Linked DNA regions of Mus musculus: region 1 is linked to region 2. The links are chromatin loops, found by intact Hi-C in ENCODE. Cell type or tissue: heart. All regions are shown on one strand. Links, peaks and the distances in the headings refer to the core of each region. The heading gives the core; the rest is flanking DNA. Region 1 holds the start of Gm34026 (a long non-coding RNA gene). Region 2 holds the start of Esrp2 (epithelial splicing regulatory protein 2).

Region 1 (15,652 bases), core at 5,237-13,236, 260 kb before region 2:
CATCCCTGTTTGTTTTTTTTGGGTGTGTGTGTGTGTGGATAAGATAGATATTCTAATCTGCATTGCACATGTAAGAAAATAGCTTCGGAGAATATAAGCAGTATATAAGAAACTTACCAAACCACTGAATGTCACATGTGGGATTCAAATGATCTTCTCCCTGTGCTGTAAACTCTTCCTTGTGACAGGTGAGTCTCTGGCCTGACTTCCTGCCTCCCCTTAGTAGATTTTCCCTAGAGAAGATTCTCATGTCCTTCTGCACCCCGCCCCCCATTTTCAGAGAAGTGCATGGCTAGGGCTGAGGTCAGTGTGCTTACTGACACAGTGCAGGCCACTGCCATGACGTTCCGCTGTCAAGACATTATTTCCGAAAGATTCAAGAATCAAGTTTTCATTTATTAACATTTTCAAGACCCAGTCTCTGAAAAAAAAAAAAAAAAGGCAATTAACGGGCCAGAATTCCATCTTGGAATGTGTACAAGTTCTTTGTTTAATCTTGAGCTTCACAAAGAAAAGGAATTTTTTGTTTTGTTTTGTTTTGTTTTTTCGAGACAGGGTTTCTCTGTATAGCTCTGGCTGTCCTGGAACTCACTTTGTAGACCAGGCTGGCCTCGAACTCAGAAATCTGCCTGCCTCTGCCAACCAAGTGTTGGGATTAAAGGCGTGCGGCACCATGCCCGGCTATATTTTTTTTTCTTAAAGGACACATTGTTAAACTAGGCCTTGTCCTCCCTCCCTCCCTGCCCTGCCTCCTCTCCTCTCCTCTCCTCTCCTCTCCTCTCCTCTCCTCTCCTCTCCTCTCCTCTCCTCTCCTCTCCTCTCCTCTTCTTGAGAACTATTGCTCTTTTCCAGAGTACTTTATCCATCTTTGGGAGAAGATCCCACAGACAGGATCCAGGAAGGCACCCAGAAGTGTGTGTGTGTGTGTGTGGAGGAGTGGGTGGAAGACACGGCATAGGAGAAGTGTAATCCACTCCAGCTTGAGCCAGGCAGAAAGACTTCTGGGGGAAGTGATTATCTGAGTTGCGTTTTGAAGGCTGAGGCTTAAGTTGGGCAGTGGGTGGATTGAAGGGGGTCATGTCTTTAGGCTCTTTCTTCCTGAGATGTTTCTCATTAGGGGTCTAATGGTCCTGAATCTCCTCCCTGGCCTTCCTCTCCTCTCGTCCCATCTCCTCTTCCTGGTTATCCCTTCCAGCCATGATTAAAACAAGCACCCCAGTATTGCACGTGGTACTGTCACCCTTGTCTCAAGCAAGCCCTTCTGTGTGGATTGCTCCCGGCTTAGTCGTCTGTCTGGTGAACTCATTCAATCCTCCAGCGTGACGTTCAAGCCCTTATGGTATCATCCCACAAGCCTTCCTTCAATCACAGGTCAGTCCCATGAACCAAGTGTTAGGTCTACATCGATACTTTCTGTTCAGGTATCTCTGTCTTTTCAGCTGTTTCGGATCTCTTGTAGACTGGCAGGGGACCAGCTAGTTTCACTCAATCAAAAATAAATGGTTGGCTGGCTGGCTGGCTGGCTGGATAGAAGCACAACTTAAAAAACAAGCAAACAAACACAACGAACAAGAAACCACCCCTCTTAACAAAGACGGCTCTCTCAGACTCCCAGTTCTGTTCCAGGACATGGGTCTGAAGGGATTTAGCCATTTGTTATTAAAGTGAATTAAAACTTACTTGAAATAACCGCAGACTCCCCCGCTCCCCTGAGCCTGCAATGGCCAGATTACATCTCCTCCAGGCACAGACGTTTGACATTTTGTTGCAAAGTCATTTTCCTCTCATTTCCTTATGTTGCTAGAATATTCTATGTCTCTTCACTTCCCCTCCATGTCCCCATTACTCACGTTAGTTAAATTTATCCACTGCCATTTAATCATCCGAGATAGACTTGCTGGTATGCATGTTCTCTGGGCACTGCTTTCTCTTCTCAGACCATCTGTCTTCTCCTGGGCCACAGTGAGAACAAAACCCAGACCCCACCCCTTTGGGGATAGAGATCCCCGGAGTCCTGCGTTCCTTCCACGGCTGGCTTTGACTTCAGGGTCCTCTTGTTTGCACCACACCTATGGCCCTTTCCTCTCTCCAGCCTCCTCTTCCACTTCCTGGAACTTGCTTGTTTTATTTTTAATTTTATTACATTTGTTTAGTTAGTTTGTGAGTGGGTGAGGGCACACACATGCCATACAGGTCAAGGGATAACTTGTGGCAATTGATTCTCCCCTTTTACCTTGTAGGTCTTGGGGATTGAGTTGAGGTCTCCAGGCTTGGCAGCAAGGACCTTTACCCATTGAGCCATCCGGCTTGCCTAGAACATGGGTTTTATTTTGCCTCCAGACCAAGCAGTTCTGGAACCCTTTAGTAACACAGACAAAGGGGCATCGTAATTCTTCTCTGAACAGGTTTAGTCAGGAAAAGGGACAAAATAAGCAGCTGGATAGTGGAAGTGGGGGTTGTGGGGTGCCTGCTTCAGATACAGGTGTCCTTATCTGGCCAGGACACCTTCCCTCTCATATAAGGACAGAGACCCTCACTCTCCCCAGAGACATTTGGAAAAGAACAGAAATCCACATCTTCAGGAAAAGAATGGTGTGGAACTATCTTGTAGGATCAGTCTCTGCGCGTACACACACACATACACACACGAACAGAAACCCTGGCAGGAGTAAAAGCCAGCAGCAGAAAGAAGCTGAGGGCATAGCTGTGCTAGGGTAAAGAAGAGAGCTATAAAAGGACTTTATGCCTCACATAGAATCAAAGGGCAAGGAAAAAGCGGCCCTGGGAGCGTTCTTTTTTATTTTGCTGATAGCATCTTATGTATCCCAGGCTGGTCTCAAATTCATTGCATGGCAGAGGATGGCTTTGAACTTCTAATCCTCCTGAGTGCTGGGGATAGGAATTCACCTCCACAGGTAGCGTGTGTGTGATGCTGGGAAGAGAGCACGGGGCTTTGTGAACACTAGACAAGCTCTCTGCTCACTGAGGTACACCTCTAGCCACCATGGGGTAGATTTCGAGGACAAAGAGGGTGGCTCAGCAGTTAAGTCCATTGGCTGTTCTTACAGAAGACCCAGGTTCGATTCCCATCATGGAGGCTCACAACCAGTCCCAGCGGAGCCTATGGAATCTAATGCCCTTTTAAGGGCCTCAGAAGCAGCAGGTACACACATAACATATAGATGTACATGCAGGCAAAACACTCACATAAAACATTTTAAAAAAACAACAAAGGGGGCACAGATAAAGTACTTAATAGTTATGTTTAATGAGTCATATTTATAGACCTTCATACATATGATCATATTTAATTTTTTTCTCTATGTAGCCCTGGCTGGCTTGGAACTCTCTGTGTAGATCTCTATGTAGTTCTGTCTCAAATTCAGAGAGATTTACCTGCCTCTGCCTCCTGAGTGCTGGGATTAAAGGTGTGTGACTCTATTCCAGCTTTAAAATTTTATTTAATAAAATAAACTTTATTCTTGTGTTCATTTCAAGAATATTTTTTTTTCAGAACAAAATCAAATCTCCAGTCTCCATGTGTCTATGTTTTATTTGTGCTTCCATTGGGTCTTGGTTGGAGGAGACATTACTTACTGTTTATAATATACTTCTTATCTCCTTTACTTCCTACAAGTGTTCCGTGTCTGAGGATCAGAAATCAAGGATGGGGTTCAAGGATACAAAAAGATACTGGCATAATCAAGATTCATGGGGAAACTGTTCTAGGCTGAGGGTTCAGCTATCTGGGAGAGTGACCAGTGAGGCAGGGTACATAAGGTTTTCAGCCACCATCCCTCAAATCTCCATTACTGTGCACATTTTAAAATTTTTATATTTTAATTATTTACTTATCTGTTGTGTTGCTGAAGACAAAGCTCAGGGCTCTATACACGCTAGGTGGGTGTTCTCCCAGGGAGCTTCCATAGCTTTTAATTTGCTGAGAACAGCATCACACCATGAAACCCAGGCTAGCCTTGAATGTCCTGTGTAGCCTAGGTTGGCCTGGAATTCAAGATCCTCCTGCCTCAGACATCTAGGTGTCAGAATGACAGGAAAGAACCACCATGCCTGGCTCTACTACCCTCTCACTTCTAACTATGGCGGAACATAGACCAAGAAGCAACTAAAGGGAGAAATGGCTTATTTTGACAGCGTGAAGTTCAAGAATTGAATCCGGAGAGCTCTGTCTGTCTTGCTTTGCTGGTGGGGACTTAATAAAATAAACTTTATTCTTGTGTTTATTTCAAGAATATTCTTTTTCTTTTTCAGAACAAAATCAAATCTCCAGTCTCCATGTGTCTGTGTTTTCTTTGTGCTTCCATTGGGTCTTGGTTGGAGGAGACATTATTTACTGTTTATAATACACTTCTTATCTTCTTTACTTCCTACAAGTGTTCTGTGTCTGAGGATCAGAAATCAAGGCCGGGTTCAAGGGTACGTAAAGATACTGGCATAATCAAGATTCATTGGGAAACTTCATTAGGAACGCCCACCTAGCGTGTACAGAGCCCTCAGCTTTGTCTTCAGCACACAACAGATAAGTAAATAATTAAAAAATAAAAATTTTAAAAATGGGCACAGTAAGTGTCTGGCAAGAGGGATGCATACAAGGCTCAGAGCCACCATCAAGGAGAGTACCTTCTAAGACAGTGCCACCAACAGGGGACCAAGTATTCAAGTGCTGGGGCCTATGAGGGGACACCCCACATTCAATCCAGAACACTTTCCCAGGAGGCTCTGGGTGCAGCCTCTCAACAATGGTCCATGTGCCTGAGCAGACTTTGACTAGACTGTATGATTCACCCTGTCCCCTTGAGTCTCTTTCTCTCTCTTGGAAGGGGCCAAGAGTAGGGGTCTCCTTAGTTGATGGAGGTTGGTGAACTGATCGTGTTAAATGTCTGAGCAGCTCAGTGAACTAGAGCCCCTGATGGAGAGAAAAAAAAGGCAAGCCTCCACCTGCAGAGCCCGGAGACAAGCGAACTATTCCAGGTTCAAAGACACTGCCAGTGGCTAGACAGTTCCCAGGAGCCTGACAGGGCTTTCTTAGCCAGCTTTCTCCCAGAGATTCCCTCGGGTGCTTGCCGTTACATCCACCCTCCACAGACTCTGCTGTTGAGCGTTCTGTTTGTGCCGTAGCACATCCCCGATCAAGGCAGTCTAAAACAATGGATGTTGTGTAGATTCTATATTCCCCAGATTCTTTAAAAAATAGTCTATTTGTGAATAAACATTATTATTCATATTTATACCTAAAATGCATGTGTGTGTGTGTGTGTGTGTGTGTGTGTGTGTATGTGTGTGTGTTATGAGATATGTGCATGTGGAGATCAGAGGAACTTTCAAGGGTTCATCTCTCCTCCCATCATGCAGTTCCAGGGGTCAAACATAGGTCATGAAGGATTGTTGGATTAATGGGTAATAGGCTATTTTGAGAGCACATCTGCTACATAAATTTGGCTTTGACCCTTGTATGCATCTTTCTTGCTATGTAAAACCCTGCACCACTTCGGAAATCTACACATAGTCTCCATTAGTGAGAGGAACCTTCGATAGATGTAGTTCTTCAACCTCAAGAAGACCCTTGGAGCCTCGGAACCGTAAGGCTTTATACGCTACTGTATAAGCTGAACGTAAGGTATTCAGTTATGGCAACGCAAAACAGACCTGAGTATCTGAATCTTTGCATTGTTGGAGGGACAATGGGAGTGCCAGCTTAAAAGCAGCGGTCTGGTGCAGGCTGTCCTTTCCAGCGAGGGAAGGATGAAGCCCTGTGGGTTCTCCCTGCTCACCCTCATCTGCTGTATGTAGAGCTGGTTCTGAACGTGAGATCATGCCTTTGGCCTCTTACTGGCTTTGTGACAGCTGCCATCTCTGGCGTGTCCGGCGGATGTTGTTTTGACTCCGAAGCCATCTTTTTTTACTTCCGGTGCAGGGTTTCCAGAAAGTGCTGAAAGGTCTGAGGCCAGCGCGGGTGAGCCGCCGCCGCCGTGGGCCATGCCTGCCTGCCTCTAATATGATTTGACTTGTTTTCCTGGCCAAAAGAACTCAGGGCCAGGAATGAAAAGCCTCAGTGGCAGAAGTGATGGCTCCCTGTGCTGCCCGCTGCTGCCCGGTGTGGTGTGGCTGGCGCTCTCTGCCCACAGGGTTCACTCTCAGCCCCGGGGAGCCAGGAAGGGAACATTTCCAAGAAATCAAAAACAGAAAGAAAGAAAAACTTCCTCTGAAACTGCCATCATCAGGCATTTATTAAACTTGAGTTGACTGGGGCCAGTTCTCCTGGTTGGCTAAAATTGGCTTGAAAAATAGAGTAATTTGTGGTTGTCAGATCCTAAATTAAATGATTCGAATACTACTGTGGCTGATTAAAGGACTTGATTCAATTTCCTCTTGACCACATGTTTTTCTGTGAGGGCAGAAGAGACACTGTTTCTGGAAAAAAAATACAGTATTAAGAGACTGCTTATTGGCTCTATGGGTAATGTTCAATAAATATGGTTCTCCCCTTTGCTCCTCACTGAAAGGTGAAACGAAAGAGGGAAGAAGAAATGATTATTGTGTGTTTAACTGTGTTTAACTCTCTGTCAAGCGGTTATGTAGATACGGCCTCAGGGTACCAGACAGGGTAGCTAAGAGAAGTTTAAGGACCCAAAAGGGTATCTAGGCAACAGTAACAAAGGTCAGCAAATAAAGAGTCAATGAGAGGGGGGAAAAAAAACCAAACAAACGGGGGCTGTGTTGGATGGTCTGAGAGAGATGCCCCTGCCACCTACAGCAATGGCAGAGGGACAGTCTTATGACAGCCATGTTAATACTCTCCCTTCTTGGGGACCAGGGCCAGAGGAAGCCAATCCAGAGACAGATGATACGTTCTGGTAAACAAAGGGAGCTGCCTCTGTAAGGTGAGGACCTCCAGAGAGCAGGCTGCTAAGCAGCTGCTGCAGGAAGGACAGAGGTCACAAGGTGTTTACTTAGCAGCTTGCTGAGTGGAAAGAAGCAGAAACTTCCTGACAGGAAGAAGTCCAGGGGGATGACAAAGGATTGTTGCCTGAGAGAGAAAGAGAGAGAGGGGGGAATATCTTGGGGTTCTAGGATTAAGGGGTATAATCCGCTGGCCCCAATAGCCCTCACCCTGGCTGACCTCCCTAGTTTAGGCTCATCCGACAAACATGCACACTCTTGATTGAGGTAGCCTAAGCAGGACACGGAGGACCCCAAGCAGAACACAGACTCAACAGACACCCGTCAGCACTAAACACCGGAGAACCCTATGATCATCTGTTTCCAGACAGTGAGTTATCTAAGTCTCAAAGGAACCTGATGAGACCAAAATCGTGAGGGTAGGGGATGGCCTTTGAAGGGTGGCCCGTGCTGGGGACGAATCAGGCTCACCTTCCTGGAGCCACCTCCCGTTGACCTTTCTCTCCCCTTGTTTTTGTCTTTGGAGTAAAGGAAAGATAACACAGCTTAGCTCAGCGGTTCTCAACCTGTGGATCGTGACTCCTTTGAGGTCCAACAACCCTTTTACAGGGGTTGCCTAAGACCATTGGAAAACATGGATATTCGTGTTACAACTCATAACACTGGTAAAATTACAGTTAAAAAGTAGCAACGAGGGCTGCAAAGATGGCTCAGTGGTTAAGAGCACTGATTGCTCTTCTAGAGGTCCCGAGTTCAATTCCCAGCAACCACGTGGTGGCTCACAACATCTGTAATGGGATCCAATGCACTCTTCTGGAGTGTCTTAAAGACAGCTACAGTGTACTCATATACATTATATATTATATATATATCTTAAAAATAAAGTAGCAACAAATAATTTTTATGGTGTGGGGGAGTCTTCTACAACATGAAGAACTGCACTAAAGGGTCTCAAAACATTAAGAAGATTGAAAACCCCTGCCTTAAATTGAGGCCAGGCTGCCTGACTCAGGGCCAACACACTCAAATTTTAGGCTCCTTCAAGAGCTTTCAAGATAGCAAGCCTTTGGATGGCTGTGGGAAAGGAACAGGTATAAGGGTGTCCAGAATCCTGCTTGACCCAAGGCTATGTGGAGGATGAAACCATCCTTACTGGATTCCCTCAGTTTATTAAATGAATGGTTTTAATTTACACTTCATTTTTGTTTTTAATATATCGAGAGTTGCCTCAGATAAGGCTCTAGACTCTAGTTCTCACTGCCAGATCACATACCGACTCTGATGCTTGCTCTGTGGCCACGAACTGGTCATTTAGCCCGTGGGTGTCTCCCTTTATTATCTGTCGGCTCAGAAGGATCGACCCCTCCCTATGAGTGCTGTGAGATTAAAAGGAGTTGTTGCTTGTGAGGGCTTGCGACAGATCCTGCCTTTGAAAACATCAGCTTGAAGTTTTATTGGGCATTTGTATTTCATGTCAAACATTTCTGCTCTGTCCTTGCCCATTTTTATGGAGGTCATTTTTCTAGTTACACGGCAGGAATTAATGCTAGAGCCCTCTCAAGTCAAGGTGGCTCTCTTAGTGGCTATGGTCCTCATAGTCTCTAGGGGGCGCCCAGGGCCCATTCTGTCTGCGTTGTGGCAGCCTGTGGGCTCTGGGCAGAGAATTCTGGATCCACCTGGCTAGCCTGGACTGACTGGGCTCTACATCCTGTTCTGCACCTTTACCGACCTAAGCATACTGAGTGAAAAAGAAACCAGGCATGGGGCTGCTAGACGTTTGTATGAGGTGTACTGCTTTGTCCCACCTTGGTTTGAGACCTTGGGTTTCCAGAAAAAAACAAAAAAACAAAACAAAAAAACGATGCTAGATTGTCTGGGTAAGCTTTTTCCCTCTTGTCTTACTAGCCTGGAGCAAGAGTGCGTGCTAGGGGGACCCCTGTGGGGAATGATGTGGTAAATAGAGACGCTAGCAACTGGGGTCTGATGTTAGTGGACAGAGAAAGCTGGCGTCAAAACTCCCATTGGGCCAGCTAGTTGGGGGTGGAGTGGGGTGCAGACTTCAGACGGAAACATTGTAAGTGAAGAGTGGAAGACGGGACACACTGAGAGGGAAACATATCGGTAGACATGGAGTCCCAAATTAAACAAACAAACAAACAAACAAATAAAAAACCAAAAAAAAAAAAAAAAAAAAAAAAACCAACAACAACCCCAAAACCCCAAACAAACAAAAGGAAGGAACCACGACATACTGAGCTGTAGCCCAGAGATTTGGTGTGGTAGGAATGTCACTGTAGTGCACTGTAGTGGCCATGACTCTACCAGGTCAAGTCTCAATGTGGCAGAGAGAGGAGCGAATTGTGACCAGGGTGGCTCAAAGGCAGGTCTTTGATGGGAGCAGAGGCAAGCAAAGGCCCAGAATTAAGGACTACCAAGAGAGAATAGCATGTAAGAAGCTCCAGAGATGTGTGCACGACGTTCTAAAGCACAGAACAATGGCTTCCAGAGATAATGGGAAAGGGGGATGGAGAATGGCGAGTCACCCCTAGGAGACTGTGTGGAAGCTGTGGTCAAGCAGGAGACAGCTTTGGCATAGGAGATGGCAGGGGACACAGAGGATGTCTGACAGAGACCCTCTGTTTTCCAGGATTGGAGGGAGTTGGGCAATAGGAGATGTCAGTAGGTACAAAGACAGGATGAGCTGATAAGGGCCGGAGGCTGGCCTCTCCCTCTAAGCATCTCATGGACCACCAGGCAGAGGTAGGGTGGCGTGTCTCTCCATGGCACTCTACTTACCAGCTTCTGTTCAGAAGGATCTGTCTCCCATTAGGAATCCTGTGCCGTGACAGGTTCTGAGAGCTAGTCACAACTCTGACTGCACGCCAAGGAGCCCCCTCATGCGAACACTTCTGGAAGCATTGAGTGCTATAAAGACCCACTGTGTGGCGTGCGGATCCCATTAGAGGGGAACATTTTATCACAATGGAGGCACAAGTAGGTTGTTTGATGGTAATTGCTTTCCTAAACCTCGAAGAAAAAATGCATTGCAAACCCACCACAATTAACTAGAGTGATCACATTCCTTTTTTTTTTTTTAAGCTATTTAGAAATATTAGCAACGGACTTGGTTTCCAGGTTGTTGTGGTGCTAGGGTTTTTTCTGTTGAATCCCACAACGTATTGTAAGTGCCTGAGGAGGGAGGAATGGGAAGATGTTTGCATTTTCCACTCAGCAGCCCACCGAAGCTCAAATAATAGCCTCGATGTGTAACCTGGGAGTTTAATATCCTCAAATATTTATAATTATGCAGAAATAGCCCTGAGAACCATTCAGATTACTCACAGCTGGATAATTATCTGTGTCCAATGTTCACAACCTCAGAACTGATTCTCAGAGTTCCGGTGCCCCTTTGTCACTTAGGGTGTGGGTCCATGGGATCTGTGGGCAAAAGAGATAGGGCGGAGGGCTCTCTCTGGCTCATTATAGCTCCTTCCCCTGCTGAATGTAAGTTCTCTTCTGTTTTCCCTGGGCGTGAAAAGTCCGGAAAAGTGTTCAGCCCCACTGGCCATAGGGCAGGAAGAGCTGGTGTGGGTTATGAACACACACATGGGGAACTGAGTTTAGTCTTCTCCAACCCACATAAAAATCAAGTCCTCACTGGGGACATAGAACCATGAGGACCCCTGGGGACTGCTGGCCAGGTAGTCTCGCTGAATGGATGAGCTCTAGATTCACTGAGAGACCTGCCTCAAAAAATAAGGTAGAAACAAAAACAGAAGGTGGAAAACAACTGAACACAACACACACACAAACACATACCGCACACAGACACACATGTATACTCAGAGATCACACAGACACACACACACACATACACAGACCAAGCACAGAGAGACACACAGATACACACAGACCACACAGGGAGAGAGAGAGAGAGAGACACACACACACCACACACAGATACACACACTCACAGATCACACAGATCCCCCCACAGACACACACACATACATACAGACACACAGATACACATAGACCACACACACACACACACACATTCACAGATCACCCCACCCCCAGATACACATACACAGACTACACACATATAGACACAGATACACACAGACCACACACACACACACTCACAGATCATACAACCCCCCCCACAGATACACATACACAGACTACACACATATAGACACACAGACACACAGACACACACACACCACACACAGATACACACATACAAATGCTACACACAAACCACACACACCCACACATATATACACATACACAGAAAAAAAACACACACACCACACAGACCACACACACACACAGACTACACACATCACACATAGACACACACACAGAGATCACACCACACACACACACACACACACACACACACACACACACACACACATGCACAGACACACAGACCACATAGACTGCACACACATCACACAGACCAGACACACACATACAGAGCACACACACACACACACAGACCACACATACAGAGAGCCACCAGGGGTGTCCTATGAAGTCTCAGATATTCCCTGAAAGGATTCAGGGGTCAGATAGGCATGTGAGGTGCTAGTTGTTCTCTCTGCCTCTGCACGCCATTGAGAGGCACAATGCATATTTTCTGTTAATTCTCTCTCCCCCTGTCTCTCTGGCTGTTCTCCCTGCTGCGTGCATATTTCTAGAAGAATATCAAGAATGATTTTCCCTGCGTAATTACCCGCCTCCTCCCCCACCCACCTCCACACATCTTTCAAAGTGGCAGCTTCTCTGATTTCTTTAAGTGGACTCTACTATGCAGTTACCAGGCAGGTGAATTAATTAAGGGAGCCTCCAGCCGTGAGAACTCTGGTCAGTTTTTCTCTCTCCAGATCTGCTTCCTCTCTGTCCCCTTAGAAATTATTCACCCCAGACCACCTTCCCATTGCTGCTGAGCTGGGGGGACATGGCTATTTCTCTAGACAGGGAGCAGCCATCTCTCTTGTCTGCTCTTCTTTCTTGAGGACTTAGGTTGCCCCGGTCCCAGAGCAGAAGTCGTAAAATTCCACTTTTGTGAGGTCATTCAGCATTTTCTCCCACTAGAACTCATAGGAAAACACCCAAAAAGAGAACAAACAACAGAATGGGTTGACTCATGTAATCGAAGAGTCCAGAGGGAGTCGAGGGTCCCTGCCAAGATTCAGGCAGGACACGCTTCACTGCTCTGGAATTCTCCCTGGCTGCCTGCCTCTGGCTTTGAGCTTCCTGTTGAGCCTTGGACATGTTTAACACAGCATAGGCTTAAAGTGTTCTGGACCCGGCCTCGCACTCGAGCCATCAGAAGATGGAGCAGGCCTTACTCTAGGTGTTTTTAGGAATGGTCCAGAGAACGTCTCCCCAAAAGACCCATCAAAATCCCTTCTGGTTCGGTGGGGACTGATCTATCCCTTACCTGATCGTTGTGGCCAGATGGATGGGACCTACTGATGATCCATCAAGGTCTTTATCTGAAACTGGGAACGAATGGGAAGGAAGATGGAAGGGTGGACACCCCTACACAATGTAGAAGACCATAACAAGAGAAGCAAAAGTTGATGCCCAACCACCCACAACAGTGGCTGTCCATTCCTGTAGGAACTTGGATCCCTTCTTTTCATGGTCCAAGAAGCTAAGCTCTGCCTCTTTCTCTGGGTTCACCTGCCTGGTGCACTTGCCCTCCGCATCCCGAGTACAGATGACTACCTATGTGTCCTCCAGAGTGAGCAAAAGAAAGAATTATGGGTAGGGATATGGGAGTGTCAAGCTAGCCATATGTAGCTGTGGGACTCTCATGAATCAACAGACAGGGCTGGGATCAATGGAGCCAGCTGGACAAAGGGGACTAGGAACTGGAGAGACATAGGTCCTCTTCCACAGACCTCCCTTCTAAGGTTATCAGAGAAAGGAAGAGCGTTTACCACTAGAACTATGGTTGCTTGTCACATCAGTAACTTTAAGGACAATTTGATGAGATTCTGGGATCATTAATGGGATAGAATGGGTACTTCAGAGCCCACAGTTGGACATAGCCCTGCCAGTCCCGAAGTAGCACACTTAGTAGATTTACGTCACAACAGGGTCAGAATAAAAACAATGAAACCCCATCATCACAAGTGGGAGCACGGCCAGGGTGATGGCTCCGTGGACAAAGATTCTTGCTGCCAGGTCTCAGGACAGGAGTTTGATCCCCAGGACTCACACGGGGAAGGGAAAGAACTGACTCCTTCAAGTTGTCCTCTGATCTACACATGTGTGCCACGGTGCATGTGAATGAACACATACAAATAGAAACAAAAAATAAAATGAATACTAATAGAATAAAATAAGAGATGCCTCTTCTTGTCGTCTCAGCATCTTTGCTAACCTCTCTGCAGCCAGAACTAACCGTGGGTGCTTTCCAGAGCCGTGAGGGATGCCAGGCAGTTTTCTTTTACAAATGATTTGTGACAAACTCGTGCAAACATGCCTGCTTCCCCCTAAGAAGAGAAGACTTAGAGGAAAGAGTCCCTCCCACATTTTCCTTGTGAAGAAGCCTGCAGCTTGGACACAATGTTCTTTTTCCTTGAGGACTCCTTTTAGTGAGAGGAATATGTATTTTTTTTTCTCATCTTTACTAGAAGAAAAGTCTGCTGTTTTAAATATTTGAAAGCTGGTATACCATCCTCTTCTAATCAGTATGTTTAGCTCTGGGGACATAGACTCCTGCTACATCTGGCTAGGTTTAGCATACTGTCCGAGCTACCTGTCCAGCAATGCCTAAGACTGAGTTGGGGACTCAACTGTGCGCCACACACATTTGCTAGATTCTTTGGCATTCTTTTACAAATTATTTGACTCTGTCTCAGTAACCCAAGATGAATACTGAACTGAACACTCTACCAGTGGGTATTCTGGCTATTCTTGAGAATTCCTTCCAGAGGGATTCTCTTATTTTAGAGTCAAGATGAGTCATGAAGACATTCATTGACAGACCAGGGCTTCTGGGCATTACCACCCCATGCTAGGCATGATGATGCATGCTTGTTCTTTCAGTACAAAGGAGGCTGAGGCAGGAGGATCACGAGTTAAAGGCCAGGCCAGGTCTGTAAGAAGGTGTGTGTGTGTGTGTGTGTGTGTGTGTGTGTGTGTGTAAGAGAGAGAGAGAGAGAGAGAGAGAGAGCACGCAGGAGCCTCCTTGGCATGACTTATATTGAGCACTTCTGACCCCATGCTGGAACCAGCCACTGTCTTAACATAGGATAAAAATGTCCTGGGTTGGATGCTCAATGCTAAACCTGGAAGAAGTGCTCACTCTTTCTCTACACCTCAGGATACGGAGCCCTCTCAAACACTGCCAGAGAGAAAAGTCATCACTTTCTCTCCCAGGCTAACCATTCTGTCGCCTTGGTTAATCACTCCCAAGACAGTTGGAACTTAAGGAAACCATTCAGGGGCACCTGCCCTATAGTCATAAGTATCTGAGCTAACATCTGGGTTCATAAGTAATCTGAGGGGGACCCACATCCAGAAGTCTGGGGTGCTCTGCCATGGGCACCCCTTGCTCTGTTCTGTCTGTTAGTGCAGCTAGCTGCTGGCAATTAGATGGAGTGTGGGCAAAGGCCAGTGAGATGCTGAGAGTTACAAGACAAAGAAGTGTCACATACAGCATCCCCACATGCCATTCTGACTACAGCCTGCAGGTAAGGGCACGTGGCTGATGGGACCCATGACCTCAAGAGCTTTTAGACCCACACTTTATTTTCTAGTAATACGTGGGTATACTGAAAATATGAATATTGGGCCTGGGTTCTCTAAAGAAGGATTAAAACCTAGATACTACCCATAGCCCTTCTAGGAAAGGCTTTTATTTGGCAATGACCTCCCCCCTTCTCTATGACACTTTCATGACCATGGCTGTCATGGCCACATGCAGACAAAAGGTTATCAACTGTCTTAGCTCCCCTCTCACATTCTGATAGGATTTGCTGAGCTATCTAGTAGTGTGGATGTGGGAGAGCGGGTGGGCTGACCAACTCAGCTACCACTCAGGCCCAGATCCAGGGTTTTGAATTGGCACACCCCAGCATCTAACTCATCTATGAGTTGCTGGAGCACATGAAAGGACTGGGCCTACAGATCCAAAGCTGCAGAATCTCCATGACACAGGGCAACAACAGAATATCAGAGAAGAGTCCTGGTGAGGATCCAGTATTGATGGTGTAGCAGAGACCAGAGGACAGAGGCTTCAAAACAGTCTAATGACTCATTCCAATGAACATTCGCAAATAAAGAGCCGTGGACAAAAGAGGTATTCAGTGGGACACACTGTGACACACTACAGCCTCCACAACAAGAGGCTTTTAGTGCTTATTTTTTTTGTTTTTGTTTTTGTTTTTTATTTTCGCTTGGGGGGGAGGATTGCAAGGGTGGAGGGTGGGCATGAAGGGACAGGGAGATGAGTGGGATTGGAGTACCTGAGGAGAAACTCACAAGGAATGAGTAAAAATTTAAAAAAGAGAAAAAGATTTCCTGAGCTAAATAAGTCCCTATTATAGGTAAAGTACCACCAGCAAGATGAAGTTCCCACTTCTCTCTGGGCAGGCTGGGTTCATTCCTCACTGTGTTTAGCAGGAAAATGAACACACGGTACTGTCTACCTTCAAGACTATATAACAAATTAAGCCACAGTGAAAAGAATTCTCTTTAGCCC
Region 2 (15,652 bases), core at 3,899-11,898:
CAAACTGTAGGCCTCTGGAAGAGCAACAAGTGCTCATAACTACAGAGCCATCTCTCTAGCCCCAGAGAACAGGGCATTTTAAAGCCCACTAACCAATACATTAGGCCCCACTGCCTCCTACTTTAATCTCTTGCATCTGTAAGAGGTTGCTACAGACTGGTCTGGTGAAGGCCAGTACAGAGTCATCGAGACACTCTGCCAAGACTAGGAACAGTCAGAAGTCCAGAGCCAAGAGGGGGTGGGGAGGTGCTAGAAGGCTTGGACAACCTTGGGCATTGGCCAGTATGAACATCTTGGCTAAACTATCATCCTCAGATGACCACAGTCCCAGAAGACCACAGACTTCAGAAGAGTGGCACTGCTTTCAACTCTTTCAACTGGGATTTACTGATGCACCACCTCCCCAAGCACCCAAGCTATTAGGAGTCAGGATTGCTACGGGAATGGCTAACCGTGACCTTTGCTGGCACTGTGGACAAAATCGGGAGTTGAGCTCCCTCCCTCTTTTTAAAGACAAAGGTTTACTACATGGCCCAATGTCTTGGCTGGTTTTCTGTCAACTTGGCAAAAAAAAAAAAAAAAAAAAAAAGAGAGGGAACTTCAGTTCAAAAAAGCCTCCAGAGGATCAGAATGTGAGCAGTTAAGCCTGTAGGAGATTTTCTTAGTGATCATGGGAAGGTCCAGCCCACTGTGGGTGGTGCCATCCCTGGGCTGATGGTCCTGTGTTCTCTAAGAAAACAGGCTGAGGCCAGGGCAGTGGTGGCACACGCCTTTAATCCCAGCACTCGGGAGGCAGAGGCAGGTGGATTTCTGAGTTCCAGGTGAGCCTGTTCTACAAAATGAGCTCCAGGACAGCCAGGGCTACACAGAGAAACCCTGTCTCAAAAAACAAAACGAGGAGGCAGAGGCAGGTGGATTTCTGAGTTCGAGGCCAGCCTGGTCTACAAAGTGAGCTCCAGGACAGCCAGAGCTATAAAGAGAAACTCTGTCTCGAAAAACCAAAAAAAAAAAAAAAAAAACGAAAAGGAAGAAGGAAGGAAGGAAGGAAGGAAGGAAAGGAAGGAAGGAAGGAAGGAAGGAAGAAAGAAAGAAAGAAAGAAAGAAAGAAAGAAAGAAAGAAAGAAAGAAAGAAAGAAAGAAAGAAAGAAAGAGAGAAAGAGTCCTCAGGCTTGTGCGGACAGGGGCTAAAGTGCCAACATGAGCTCTCGAGCCCTGTTCTTTGCAGGAGAATCCTACAGAGAAATGGTTCAGACTTTCAGATCCAAACCACTCCCAACTCTACTCGGAGTGACAGACCGTTTGAAACAGGCTGATCTCTGGGCCGTGGTGCCGCAAGCCTTTAATCCCAGCACTTGGGAGGCAGAGGCAGGTGGATTTCTGAGTTCAAGGCCAGCCTGGTCTACAAAGTGAATTCCAGGACAGTCAGGACTGCACAGAGAAACCCTGTCTCGAAAAACAAAACAGAAAGGAAGAAAGGAAGAAAGGAAGAAAGGAAGAAAGGAAGAAAGGAAGGGAGGAAGGAAGAAAGAAAGGAAGGAAGGAAGGAAGGAAAGAGGAGGGGGGGGAGAAAAGAAGAGGAAGAAAAGAAAAAAGAAAACAGGCTGAGGAAGCCATGAGGAGCAAGCCAGGAATTCCCATCTTTCACAGTGACCCTGCCATCTCTTCAGTCTTTGTGTATGTGTGTGTGTGTGTTTGAGACAAGGTTTCTCTGTATAGCCCTGGCTGTCCTGGAATTCAGTTTGTAGACCAGGCTGGCCTCGAACTCAGAAATCTGCCTGCCTCTGCCTCCCAAGAGCTGGGATTAAAGTAGTGCGCCACCACTGCCGGACTATCTCTTCAGTCTTTGTCCACAGACTTGACACTATCCTAAACTCTGCACACCTAAAATGATAATACATATATGATAAATACACATATATGGTAGATACAGATATGTGTGCTTAAGACTCTTAAAAGGATTTATTTATTTTATGTATATGAGCACACTGTTGCTGTCTTTAAAGAGTTATTTACTATTTATGCTGTCTTCAGATACACCAAAGAGAGCATCAGCTTCCATTACAGATGGTTGTGAGCCACCATGTGGTTGCTGGGGATTGAACTTGGGCCCTCTGGAAGAGCAGTCAGTGCTCTTAACTGCTGAGCCATCATCTCTCCAGCCTGTTCGTGGTTTTATGAGATGGGGTCTCTCTATGTTATAGTGTTTGTCCTAGAGTCCCTATGTAGACCACTGGGCTGACCTCAAACCCAGAGATCCCCTGCCTCTGCCTCCCCAGGTTTGGTATTAAAAGTGTGTGGCACCACACCGAGCTTGGTTTTATTATTTTAAATGTCATGGAGTAGGGGAGGTATGTGGCCATGAACAAGAATACCCTTGGAGGCCAGAGTTATTGGATCCTATGGACTTGAGTTGCAGGCAGTTGTAAGCCATCCACTATGGTTGCTGGAAAGCAAACTTGGGTCTTCTGTAAAAACCGCATGCTCTTAACCACTGAGCCAATCTCCAGCACCAACTTCCTGTTTTTCTAACCTACAATCTTAGGATAGTCAATAATTCTTTCTAACCTACAATATTAGTCAATAATTCTTGCCTGCTTTTACTCTTGCAAAGCCAAACTACCCTCGTCCCACAGCACCTCTGCTGCTGGCTTTCCACTTTATCCCCTAATTCTGGAGGAATGCACTCCGTGTGCCAGTGGACACCATGAATCATTAAGTTAGGCCCCACCACTCATTCTCCTTCTGTGGTGGCTATTCCTGGTTGTCTACTTGACTACATCTGGAATGAGCAACATACAATCCAGAAATGGAAGGCGGGCTTTGTGATCCAGATCTTGAGTCTGGAAGACATAGGACTCTGACCCGGATCTTGACATGGGATAACACAGGCCTTTGATCAAGATCTTGAGGTATAGTGGCTGTGAAAAGTTTAGGCCCATGCTTTAATCCCAGGAGACCTCCAGGCAAGCAGATCTCTGGTTCAAGGTCAGCCTGGGATAGAGTAGATTCCAAATGTAGGCGTATACACCTTTAATCTAGGCCATAAACTTCTGCTGGAGGCCTACATAAGGACAATGGAAGAAGGAAGGCTTTCTTCTTTTTTGCCTGGTTGCACTTACTTGCCAGCTCATCTGTTGGAACTTCTTCAGGATTCCAGCTTCTGCAGAAGGCCAGCTGAAACCCCCAGCCTTGTGGGATTGAGCAATTCCTAGATTCTTGGACTTCCCGTTCACAGCTGCCAATTGTTGGGGTAGTTGGACTGCAGACTATAAGTCATTCCAAAAAAATCTCCTTTAATATACAGAGACACTCCATAAGCTCTGTGACTCTAGAGAACCCTGACTAGTACACCCTCTAACTCACAGCCCTTCCATGATGTCCCTCCCTTTCCCAGTGAGAACCTTGAGGACTCCGGCTCATTTTCTCTGGTTAATCTTGCCTTCTCTCAAGCCCACTCTACCCTCAGCCTCTGACTTCTTGCTGGCTGGAACAGGATCCTATGATACTTCTGAGCTCGCTGCAGTGACACCGTGCATTCCATGGTTAGGGGGGTCTCTGCTGAACTCTTCCCTTGGGCTTCAGAAATGGCGCACTTCATCTGAAGCACCTTTGCCTGCCTCCCACTAGGCCATGGTCACCAGGAGAGCAAGCTATCTGCCCGGTGACCTAGCACAGGACAGATGTTTAACATGTTAAATGTATGAATGGCGTGCGCTCTCCACAGCTCCCAAATTTCCTAGGAAAGGTCCAGGTTCCTGTCTGGCTTAGAAGAGGAGAAAAGAGACTGAGAGGTGAAAGGGATCAGTTTGGGATCTGGAAAAGAAAGAGGGTATTCCTGCAGAGATGCACACTCTGTACAAAGCCTGGAAGGAGGAATAAACTCAGAAGCCAGATTCCAGTCCAGTTTTGTTCTCTTCCTAGGATGAGAATATAGGCAAGGGTCCCCACCCTTCCCATCACTGCCTCTCACATAGACCTATGCTTCTAGGTCCCCTACAGAGACCAAATGGATCGTTGGCGTTTGGGGTACCAAACCAAAAGCAGAACTTCAAAAGCTATTTAGTGGTCCTCACACAGCCCATTTGGATGTCAATCAGTTCTCCCTAAACCCTAGACCCAGCAAGTCAGTGTTCCTGGGGTCAATGGGGGGGCCAAATACTGATCTAATTAGCCATTCAGCTCAGAACACAGGAGGCAAGGGCCCAGAACAGAGCATCCCAATCTCCCTTTAACATCAAGGAAGGTTGTTTCACTTGAAGAGAAGTAGTTTTCCAGGACAACAAAGGTAAGTGCTCAGAAATCTAGAGAGTGAAGGAACTGTAGCAGAAGGGGTCAGAGTCCAAGTTGGGCTAGAACAGGTGAGGAAAAGAGGGTAAAACCCTGAAAAGTAAGCTTTTACAAACTCACTGGAGGGGCTGGAGAGATGGCTCAGTGATTAAAAGCACTGAGTGCCCTTCAAGGGGTCCTGAGTTCAATTCCTGGCAACCACATGGTGGCTCACAACCATCTGCAATGGGATCTGACTCCCTCTTCTGGTGTGTGTCTGAAGGGAACCACAGTGTACTCATGTACATAAAATAAACTTGACTCAGCACAGGGATACAGAGGCAGGTGGATCTCTGAGTTCCAGCCTAGCTGGTCTGCAGACTAACTTTGTGGACAGTCAGGAATTAAAACAAAACAAAACAAAACAAAAACCAATCAGCCGGGCAGTGGTGGCACATGCCTTTAATCCCAGCACTTGGGAGGCAGAGGCAGGTGGAAGGCTCCACCCCAGGTGGTCTCATACTGAGTGGCAGCGAGGTATGAATCAGCCTGCTTCAAGGCCGGGGGAGGCTACAAAAAACAACCCACCAACCACCACCACCACCACCACTACCACCACCACCAAACCCCTCCATGGTAAAGAGCGCTGGTGTTCTACTAGAAGACCGGGCTCAGTTCCCAGCACCCACGTGGCTGCTCTGCATTCTGAGCTGAATGGCTAGCCAGGTCAGAGTTTGTTATATACCATGTACTAGGGACCCAAGGCCTTATTCTGATCTCTGTGGATACCAGGTAAACACACCACACACAGCTATCACTGCAGGTAAAACATCAAAAAGCACAAAATAAAATAATACAGAAAACTATCTTTAAAAACATCAATCTGTGTCTAGGCTCATGGCTGGTCAAATTTTTGAGAATAAATGGCTATTGAGTACTTAGTTATAAGCAGGACACCTATACTACCCCCTCCATGGCTCAGAAAACATCAAGGAAGAGGCAGAAAGAATGAGAGTTCAGAGGAGTACTATATAACTGATCAAAGCTGGGCATGATGGGTCACACGGCCCCCAATGGAGGAGCTAGAGAAATTACCCAAGGAGCTAAAGGGAACTGCAACCCTATATGTGGAACAACAATATGAACTAACCAGTACCCCGGAGCTCTTGTCTCTAGCTGCATATGTATCAAAAGATGGCCTAGTCAGCCATCACTGGAAAGAGAGGCCCTTTGGACTTGCAAACTTTATATGCCCCAGTACAGGGGAACGCCAGGGCCAAAAAGGGGGAGTGGGTGGGTAGGGGATTGGAGGGGGTGGGTATGGGGGACTTTTGGGATAGCTTTGGAAATGTAAATGTGGAAAATACCTAATTAAAAAAAAAAAGCTGGGCATGGTAACACAAGTCTTTAATCCCAGCACCCAGAAGGCAGAGGCAGGCAGATTTCTGAGTTCAAGGCCAGCCTGGTCTACAGAGTGAGTTCCAGACACAAACCTTGTCTTGAAAAACCAAACCCAAACCAAAAACCTTTGACTTATAAGCATGACATAGCTGAGGGTTTTTTTTTTTTTTAGACAGGGTTTCTTTGTGTAGCCCTGACTGTTCTGGAACTCACTTTGTAGACCAGGCTGGCCTGGAACTCAGAAATTCACCTGCCTCTGCCTCCCGAGTACTGGGATTAAAGGCGTGCGCCACCACGCCCGGCTTGGTATTCTTTTTTTTTTGGAAAGATTTATTCATGTATGAGTACACTGTAGCTGTCTTCAGATGTAATATCCAAAATGAATTCAAGACCACCCAGTACCTTCCCCCTTTGAAAAGGACTTTCCAAACTGTACTAGCAGGCCAAGTGCAGAGCCAGATAAGGAAGCTGGCTGACTAAACAAATGTAAAAACATAGTTTTAGCAGTCAAAATGATTAAGCCTGCAAACTGCCAAAATAATATTAGCTGTTCTCAGAGAAATAACCATAACAAAAATAACAGTTCTCAGAAGAATTCCTCTACCCCGCTCCACACTCCCACACTGAATTCTGAGAAAAAAACCACAAACCGCCCTGCCCTTGCTAGGATTCCCCTGATGTTGATAGCTGACCCATAAGTTCAAAATGTACTATTGCTTTGCTGACCAAATTCTAATAACCCACCATGGGGGCAAGCAAAGTGAGTTGCTAGGCCAGAGGTAGTCACTATGCAAACCAACCAATGCCTGAAGAGGTTACTTGCTACACCAATGAGAATAGGCCAGCTAGCCCTATTGTCCAAATCTGTCCCTTACAAAGGTATTAAAAAGTGTGTTCTTTTGTTCTGGGTCTCTCCTCTGGCCTGTGTGCTGAAAGGGGAGTCCCCAACATGTGGGAATAAAACAAAAAACAAAAAACATTCTCTTGTGGTTTGCAGCGATGGTGATCTCTGTAATCTTTGTGAGTGAGGGTCTTTTGACGAACTCCAACATTGACACACCAGAAGAGGGCATCAGATCCCATTACAGATGGTTGTGAGCCACCATGTGGTTACTGGGAATTGAATCCACGTCAGTGCTCTTAACCACTGAGCAACCTCTCTAGCCCCAGCTGTGGTACTTATATCAGCTGCAGTTGCTTACATAAAGCTTTTAAAAGGACAAAACCTTTCCTTTTTTCTTTCTTTCCTTTTTTTTTTTTTTTTTTTTTTTGAGACAGGGTTTCTCTGTATAGCTCTGGCTGTCCTGGAACTCACTTTGTAGACTAGGCTGTCCTAGAACTCAGAAATCAGCCTGCCTCTGCCTCCCAAGTGCTGGGACTAAAGGCGTGCGCCACCATGCCTGACTCCTTTCTTTCTTTTAATCTATTTGTTTTAAAGATTTATTTATTTTATGTGTATGAGTACACTGTAGCTATCTTCAGACACACCAGAAGAGGGCGTCAGATCTCATTATAGATGTTTGTGAGCTACCATGTGGTTACTGAGAATTGAACTCAGGACCTCTGGAAGAGCAAGTTAGTGCTCTTTGCCACTGAGCCATCTCTCCAGCCCCAAGACAGAACCTTTCAACATTCAGCCATAGTGGGAAAAGGCTCACGGGTGGACACCTGGTCCAGGGCAGGGCCTTTAGGAGAGAAGTCATTGTCTTCAGTGATGTAGCCACTGATGCGTCTCTAATATTCCAGTGAATAGCTTCATACCTATGTCCATGCTGGCGGTCCTGGTTAATCATAGCAGGTTGTAAAGACACAAAACAAACATGGAAGTGGAATAGAATTTGGTGGGAGGAGGGGAGGAGTAGGTGCAGGGACGGGTATAAGCAGAATGTTATATGCGTGTATGAAACTGTCGATTAGCAGATTCAATCCTGCGTCTCAGGAGTCACATGTAGATTCTGAAGACAGAGGGAACCGCTTGGCTGGTAGCATCAAGTCACTCCCTTTCTGTCCTTGGTTATTGGCCACTGAAGGCTGTATGCTCTAACACATTACCCTCATCCGGCTAACTCCCTCATTGCTCAAACAGATTAAAGCCACAGAGTCAGCGCGCCCTCTGGTGGTATGAAGCGATTATGCAAGGACTCGGAGATGAAAAAATCTTGGGCTGGCTGGATATCTCTAGTTACTCAGAAGACCCCTGGAAGAGGGGTTAGCTGGAAGCAGCGGAGTTAGAATAATGATCCTCTAGTCGAATCTTGTTCTATCGCAGGATATGTTCTGGTCAAAAAGGAAGGGAACAGTTTTCTGCCACTCCTGTTAATATAAAAGATTATAGCAACCTCCCCCAGCCTACCCATGAGTGACAGTGGACAAACTGTATTTATTGCACGCAGAACCTCACGTGCACTCCCTTGAAACATGGTCTCTTCTTCCTAGAGTGCAGTTTGGGATAGGACTTACTCTGTTCCGTGACTGTGGCTGGGACCTTCATCAGTACAGAAATCTCAGACTGTACTGGTCTGCTACAGTTAGGGGTACTTTAAGAGGTGAAAATATCTCAGAAGAGTAGAGGTGGGCTGGGAGGAAAAGCCACAAAAGTTTACAATTGCTGGCATAGAAAGCAGAAGCAGGGCTGAAGAGATGGCTTCAAAGTTAGAACACCATTGCTCTTGCTGAGGACCCGATTTAATTCCCAGCACCCACAAGTGACTCCCATTCCAGACGGTCTGACACCTGATCGTTGTGAACACCAGGCATGCAGGCATATAGAACACACATATACTTGAAGGCCAAATACTTATACACGTTTGTACTGGCTGGTTTTGTGTGTCAACTTGACACAAACTGGAGTTATCACAGAGAAAGGAGTCTCCTTTGAAAAACTGTGATGGGGGGGGGAGGGGTGCTCATTGTGGGTGGTGCCATCCCTGGGCTGATGGTCCTAGGTTCTATAAGCAAACTGAGCAAGCCAGGGGAAGCAAGACAGTAAGCAACACGCTCCATGGCCTCTGTATCAGCTCCTGCCTCCAAGTTCTTGCCCTGTGTGAATTCCCGTCCTGACTTTCTTTGGCAATGTGGAGGTGTAAGCTGAATAAATCCTTCCCTCCCCAACTTGCTTTTTGGTCATGATATTTGTGCAGGAATACAAACCCCAACTAAGACACACATTAAATTTAAAAATAAATGCATTAAATAACAACAAAAAGAAAGTCGTTAGGCATGGTACCACATGCCTTTAATCCCATCACTGGGGTGGCAGAAATAGGCAGATCTCTTAAGGGTTCAAAGCCAGCCTGGCCTACAAAGCAAGTTCCAGTACTGTCAAAAACCACTAAGTAAATAAATAAGTAAATAAACCTTAGTACACAGATAGGGTCTTAAAGAAAACGTGTTAAAAGTTGGCTTCAAGGGGTCGTGTAAGGAGTACAAGGTTGTCTATTAAATGATAGTGTGATTGATCTCATTACGATTTGTTTTGAGACAGGGTCTCTGTATGCAAGCTGTCCTAGACCAGGCTAGCCTTGATCTCACAGAGATCCACTGGTCTCTGCTTGAACTAAAGGCATGGACTACTACACTTGGCTATAAACGATTTTGTCGTTTGTTTTTCTAGACAGGGTTTCTCTCTGGAGCTCTGGTTGGTCTCGAACTCAGAGATCTGCCTGCCTCTGCTTTCCCAGTGCTGGGACTAAAGGCAGGAGCCACCACCCTCTGGCTAAATAATTAGTTTAAAAATGTATTTACTTAGCCGGGTGTGGTGGCGCACGCCTTTAATCCCAGCACTTGGGAGGCAGAGGCAGGTGGATTTCTGAGTTCGAGGCCAGCCTGGTCTACAAAGTGAGTTCCAGGATAGCCAGGACTACACAGAGAAACCCTGTCTCGAAAAAACGAAAAAAAAAAAAAAAGTATTTACTTTTGCTTAACTAGCAGCTCCGGGTGGGCTGGAACTCCTGTGGTGATTACAAACCCATCACCCTCAGCTACTAATCTTATTGGCTTTGTTGATTTAGGGCCTGGAACTTTCAAAACTGAGCCCAAACTATCTTGGATCTTGTAGCTATGAGTGCAGAGGCACCTCTAGCTGGGTTCCTAAGCACTTGAGAAAATCAGACTTGCAAGGTCATCCTCTATCGAGTACATGGTATAGAAACAAAACGGGGATGTAAGAGGGCTTGCTTGAGTTCTGTGCCCAGGACCCACTTGTGGAAGGAGAGGACCAAGTCCCACAAGCTGTTCTCGGACCTCCACCCTGGCACTGTGCCTTGTGCGTGCCTACACAAAAACAAATAAAGGTGATAAAGCAAAATACCAAAGACTTTGAAGTTCTGGAATTGTTTTAATATGGGGAATGCCTGGTTGAGAGAACCAGAGTCGAATGAATGGAGCCGCTCAATTCTGTTGACTCTTCAGATTCGTTACCTTGCAGAAACCTGGGAACAGCCGCTTCTTTCCAGGGGGTTCGGAACAGCCAGGGATTCCACAGTCAGCAAGATCTCCCGAGAATCGGGAGGCGAGGTCTACAGGTTGAAAGGGGAGCCTTGCTCGGAGGTTGTGGGTAGAAACCGATACCAGTAGCTCTGGGATAACTGGGTAGGGAAGCCAAGACTCTGCCTCACTGAACCTGAGCCTGTAGCGAAGACCTTGTGAAGTTTAAATAGTCAGGACGATGGGTTGCAGGGGTGTCGAGAAGGAACTAGTTGGAAGGGAGTGTCCTTACCGGAAAGCCTGGACTGACGCAGGCGCGCTCCGGAATGGGAGGGAGGAGGGGAGGGGCTTTACCTCAAGGTTTCACTGGGTTCCTAGAACAAATATTTGACATTCCAGGCTTATCGTGGTAGCGGGGCTGAGTAGGCAGGCTCCGGGTGGGCCGCCTGGTGAAGGGTCTCAGGGTGTGCGCTGCGGCCACTTCTCACTATATTGGGTCGCTGTGTTCCTGCGCTATTGTGTGGACAAACCCAGAAGGCGCACTATACATTCTAGGTCCTCTGGCTCCGCACGACCTTCCTTGGGCATGAGTTAGGGATGCACCCGGGCTCTGGGTTGCCTTTTATCCAAGACCGATAGGAAGCAGCCCGCTTTTCCAAACACACAAGGTTCTTCTTCAGCCGGTGGCATCCTGTATTCTAAGTCCCACGCCAGTACCTTTTTACTCTCGCCAGAGTACTAATTACAGTCGAGTAGGTGGGAAACTATCCTGAGCCCACAGGGCGGCCTGGAAACAACAGTAAGGGAGTTTCACCAAACTGCATGGGATGAATGGGACTCTTCTGAACTGGGTTGGGGGATGCAGACTCAACTCTACACATCTCAACTCTAGCCGCTCTCTGCTGGAGTGCTTTCAATAGCCAGATAACACTTCTATCATCATCCAAGAGAGACAAAAACAAGCAGGCAAACCCCAAGTGGGGTTGGTAGGCTGAACTTCCAGATCTCTACCAGCAGACACGGCTTCATTTAGGATACAGCTCTCTAAAGTTTAAGCACGATTTTCCTACCTTGGCACCAAGGCCTGAGCCTTCAGGTCCACAGTAACGTGCGCCTTGCACTGCCGGCACTACGCCGACCCGACACCTGTATGGGCACGTCCTTCTCTGTGATCTCTAGTGACCGCCCACAGTTCTAAGAACCCTTGATCTTTACCTCCCTCCCTTTCCCCAACGGATCTCTCTCACCGACTTCCAGTGGATACCTGGTAGCGCTCACTGTCGGCTTTTGACCCTTTGTAACTTCCATTAACCTCAAGCCAGACGTCGCGACCTTTTATAGTCCCTAGATTGCCTCCTGTTGAATTCCATGGGTCTTGCGTGACCCTTGCAGAATGGAAAGAGGCCTCTGATCCTGCACATTCTTTTGCGGAGGACTCAGAGTGCCTGCTAGAGAGGAAGTAGGAGAAAGAATGGATTCGTCCCAGGAGTCTCGCCGGACTGCAGCAAGAGGTGGGACTCCAGCCGGCGAGCGCACGCCTCAGCAGAAGTGAGCTCTTGCCTCCTGGGCAGGGTTTTGGCCCTCCCGCGGGGTTCCCTGGGCCGTCCTGATCACGTGGCCTCTCCGGGCCGCAGGTAACTCGCCGGAGTAGGCAGGGATAGGCAGCCGCACCGCCCAGCCCCAAAGGGCACCGCGGGCGGGTCTCTGCAGCTCCCACTACACCCGGCCGCAGGTGCCGCCCCCAACACACCGGATCCCGCCCAAGCTCGTCTGTCTGCTGTCGGTCGGTACGTGTGTGCGCCTCGTCGGTCCGCGTGTGTGGCCGAGCGCCCCCTTCCTCTGCGGCCATGACTCCGCCGCCGCCGCCGCCCCCACCCCCGGGCCCAGATCCCGCAGTAGACTCGGCCACAGACCCTTGTCCCGAACCTCAGTCGCTGGTGGTTTTGTTCGGGGCCACTGCCGGTGCGCTGGGGCCGGACCTAGGCTCGGACGAGACCGACTTAATCCTCCTAGTTTGGCAAGTGGTGGAGCCGCGCAGCCGACAGGTAGGGTGGGAAAGAGGGGACCTCGGGACGCTTCAGAGCCTGTTGAGGCACAGCGGCTCATGGGGTTACCCTCGGTGCTTTTAGGTGGGGACGCTGCACAAGTCGCTAGTTCGCGCCGAGGCGGCTGCCCTGAGTCCACAATGCCGCGAGGCGAGTGGACTCAGCGCAGACAGCCTAGCGCGGGCGGAGTCCCTGGACAAAGTGCTGCAACAGGTGAGCGTGGGGGCCCGCGTGGGTGGTGGAACTGCGGAGTGGCAGGGACACTACTTCGAGGGGGAGGGGAGGAGGGGAGACCTGGAGCGACGCGACCCAGTGGCACGGCCAGTAGGACAAGGTCTTGTTTGAAACTTTTGAGCGACTACCGCGTGGAAGCGTGCTAGGCCATTCCCAGAGCCACCTTACCTTCCAACCTTTACAGACATCCACTCCTGCCGAGGAAGTTGACAATAGCGGCTAAGGGATCCATCCCCCCGAGGCCCCTTCCTCTCCCTCCCACTCCCCCCGCTAGCAGAGGACACGTCAGAAATAGGGTCGAGGTGGGCTCAGGTTTAGCGGTAGATCACTTGGTCTCTGCCGCCTGCTCTCCTGGGAACCGCTGAAGCGAGGGCGTCGGGCGGTGTCTGCCTCGGGGGCAGACGCCTCTAGGTGAGGCCGGCTGGTTTAGGCCTGCCTGTCCCAGCTGACTGGCCAGGCGTGGGTGAGTGGGTGCTGTCCGAACATTATCTAGGGGCTACCTGCCCAATGAGCGCAAAGGCCTAGGCGCATGCCCCCTCCCATACCCACCCCGCACCCTGGCCAAGTGGGAGTGAGTTTTCCCTGTTTGCATTGCTCACTCACCCCATGACTGAGTTGTAATGAGTGTTAAGTCCTTTCCTCTTCTGACTCTCGTTCTTAATGAGAAGACCTACAGATGCCAGGTTACAGAAGGGCTCCAGGCCCACTGCTCACCTGGGAGGGTGCTGTAGAAAAAAATCTGGTTGCCTTGCTCTGTCGGCCTTAGATTGGAAAGTGTCACAGAATTGCCAAGGGAAAGGGCCGGATCGTGCTGGATAGCCTTCAGAGTGCCACCCACCCCCCTCTACGAGCAAACAGTTCTGTGCCAGTTGGTCGATGGGGTGTGGGTCAAAGCTCAGGCTGCTGCGAGTGGCCAAGTATGAAGCTCTGTCCTTGGTGGCTCTGTTCCTGGGTTGGTCGGACCAAGGGGCGGGGCTGCCATTGACCATGGGCCTTTTGGCCCTCGGGCAGGTGTGAACCTCCCCCACCTGTCTGAGGGTGGTGCCTGGTCCAGGACAGGTTTAACCTGCTTTGCTCCTCCCCTCCCCACCTGCTTGCCTCACTCCACCAGGTGTTTGCTCTGGCCCGACTCCAGACTCCTGGAGTGTGTTTAATGGGGGCTTGGGTTATGTGCGACTGCTCTCATTTGGCCTAGAGGAGGTGACAGGGAACTAGGCTAGGGGTGGGGATTAGGAGCCTGGGATTTAGGGCAAGGCCTTTTACTTCCCAGGCAGGGTAGGGTTGAACATCCTGATGAACCAGCTTTGCAGCCTGAGTCCCTCCCTCCTGCTACCCCTCCCCCCCAGTTTCAGCTGTCTAGCTGTGAGTCTATGTCTGAGTCTCCACTCCCTGTCCCCAGTTCTCACAGCTGGTGAGCGGGGATGTGGCTCTGCTGGGCGGGGGCCCCTATGTGCTCTGCACTGATGGGCAGCAGCTGTTGCGACAGGTTCTGCATCCTGAGGCCTCCAGGAAGGTATGTCATTGAGGGCACATGGGTACGGTTGGGTTCCCAAGGCCCCTGTTGTAAACACCTTAGGTTACCTATTCACCCCCACTCCCATGTGCTCCCAGAACCTGGTGCTCCCCGACACCTTCTTCTCCTTCTACGACCTCCGCAGAGAATTCCATATGCAGCACCCAAGCACCTGCTCCGCCAGAGACCTCACAGTGGGCACCATGGCACAGGGTATCTGTGACCCATCAAAATTAAGGTGGAGGGGTGACTAATATGTCCAAGCATGTGCATGATGCCGTATGGGCTGTATGAATGTAGACAGGTCTATGTTTTTAGCCTCATTCTTTGGGATACATTTGGAATGTGGACATGTCTGTGTTTGGTCTGAGGACCTGTAGGTACATGTATGAACTGGGCCACAACTAGTGTTTGCTAGGATTCTCTGGGTGTTTCGGGGTGACGTGGGATGTACAGACCTGGACCTCAGTTGTCACTTCTCTGCCTATAGACTTGGGACTAGAAACAGATGCTACCGAAGATGACTTTGGGGTCTGGGAAGTGAAGACTATGGTAGCTGTTATTCTCCACCTACTTGAAGGGTCCAATGGTAAGATTCTTGCCCTGCTTGCCAGCTACTGTCAGGACTGGGTGAGTGCCCATCCCTTCAACAGAGTCCCCTTGCTGACTTGTGACCTTCTCTAAGAGAACACAAGGTAGAAACCCCTCTGCCGCGTCCTCAATGCCCTCACCGGTCCTATTTTTGCTGAGCTTGGTGGAGAGACTTCCTCCACCAGACCCTGCTGACCCCCATGCCATCTCCTCTCAGGTCAGTTGTTCTCGAAGCCAGAAGTGGTAAAGCAGAAATACGAGACAGGCCCTTGGTGAGTGTAGGAGCTGGGATGGGGGTGACAATCCTTGGACATTTCTGATCCTTTGCCCTGCCCCCCACAGCAGCAAGGCTGATGTGGTGGACAATGAGACTGTAGTACGGGCCCGTGGGTTGCCCTGGCAATCATCAGACCAGGATGTGGCTCGATTCTTCAAAGGGCTCAACATTGCCAGGTGGGTGTGACAGGATGGGAGGGGTAAGAGGGCAAGCCTACCCAGGAGGCACTAACAACACCCGGCTCCACAGGGGTGGTGTGGCCCTCTGTCTCAACGCCCAGGGCCGCAGAAATGGCGAGGCCCTCATCCGATTCGTGGACAGCGAGCAGCGGGACCTAGCGCTGCAGAGACACAAACACCACATGGGTGTCCGCTATATTGAGGTGGGGCTTTTGGCTAGAAGTGGAGCAGGGCAAAACTGAGTAAGGGCTGAGACCTATGGGCTGGTTTCTCTACCTGCAGGTATATAAAGCCACAGGGGAGGAATTCGTAAAGATTGCAGGGGGTGAGTGTGCCCATAGAAGGTCCTAGTTCCCTTTTGTCTTGATCTGTACCCCATTCCCTACACTCACTGTCTTTTGGGTCCCCTGTGGGTGCACGCTACAAGGATTAACTCAGCAAGGGACCCCTGTCCTTCCAACCTAGGCACATCACTAGAGGTGGCCCGTTTCCTATCACGGGAAGATCAAGTGATCCTGAGGCTACGGGGACTACCCTTTTCAGCCGGGCCAACAGATGTTCTAGGCTTCCTGGGGCCAGAATGCCCAGTGACTGGGGGTGCTGATGGGCTGCTCTTTGTCCGCCACCCTGATGGCAGGCCTACTGGGGATGCCTTTGCTCTCTTTGCCTGTGAGGAGCTGGCACAGGCTGCTCTGCGCAGGCACAAAGGCATGCTGGGTAA

The links. Hi-C counts contacts between places; a loop is a spot of excess contacts. Peaks named below come from ENCODE experiments on the same cell type or tissue, not always from the same donor. Only the 100,000 strongest peaks of a DNase experiment are listed, where the experiment ranks them.
Region 1: it touches region 2 in a loop (10-fold over the local background); 16 of 42 quality-filtered maps call a loop at or near these places.

What each region holds. Positions count from the first base shown.
Region 1 is chr8:106,396,349-106,412,000 of GRCm38, reverse strand. Gm34026 (a long non-coding RNA gene) reads right to left here and starts at 11,956. Exons shown (of 3, transcript XR_387995.2): 1 at 11,751-11,956; 2 at 10,264-10,359; 3 at 5,598-6,432. In heart, for the core only: a CTCF peak has its summit at 8,519 (motif pointing right); DNase peaks (open chromatin) are centred at 5,920, 6,990, 8,540 and 12,160; H3K27ac peaks cover 2,453 bases.
Region 2 is chr8:106,133,055-106,148,706 of GRCm38, reverse strand. It overlaps Esrp2 (epithelial splicing regulatory protein 2), which reads left to right and starts at 11,733. Exons shown (of 15, transcript NM_176838.2): 1 at 11,733-12,137; 2 at 12,222-12,350; 3 at 13,771-13,884; 4 at 13,983-14,097; 5 at 14,375-14,473; 6 at 14,693-14,747; 7 at 14,818-14,928; 8 at 15,002-15,134; 9 at 15,214-15,256; 10 at 15,397-15,652. The coding sequence starts at 11,940. It overlaps 1810019D21Rik (RIKEN cDNA 1810019D21 gene), which reads right to left and starts at 13,307. Exons shown (of 4, transcript NR_040346.1): 1 at 13,086-13,307; 2 at 11,357-11,540; 3 at 11,163-11,238; 4 at 9,984-10,879. In heart, for the core only: a CTCF peak has its summit at 7,781 (motif pointing left); DNase peaks (open chromatin) are centred at 7,806, 10,406, 11,346 and 11,726; H3K4me3 peaks cover 2,311 bases; H3K27ac peaks cover 2,223 bases.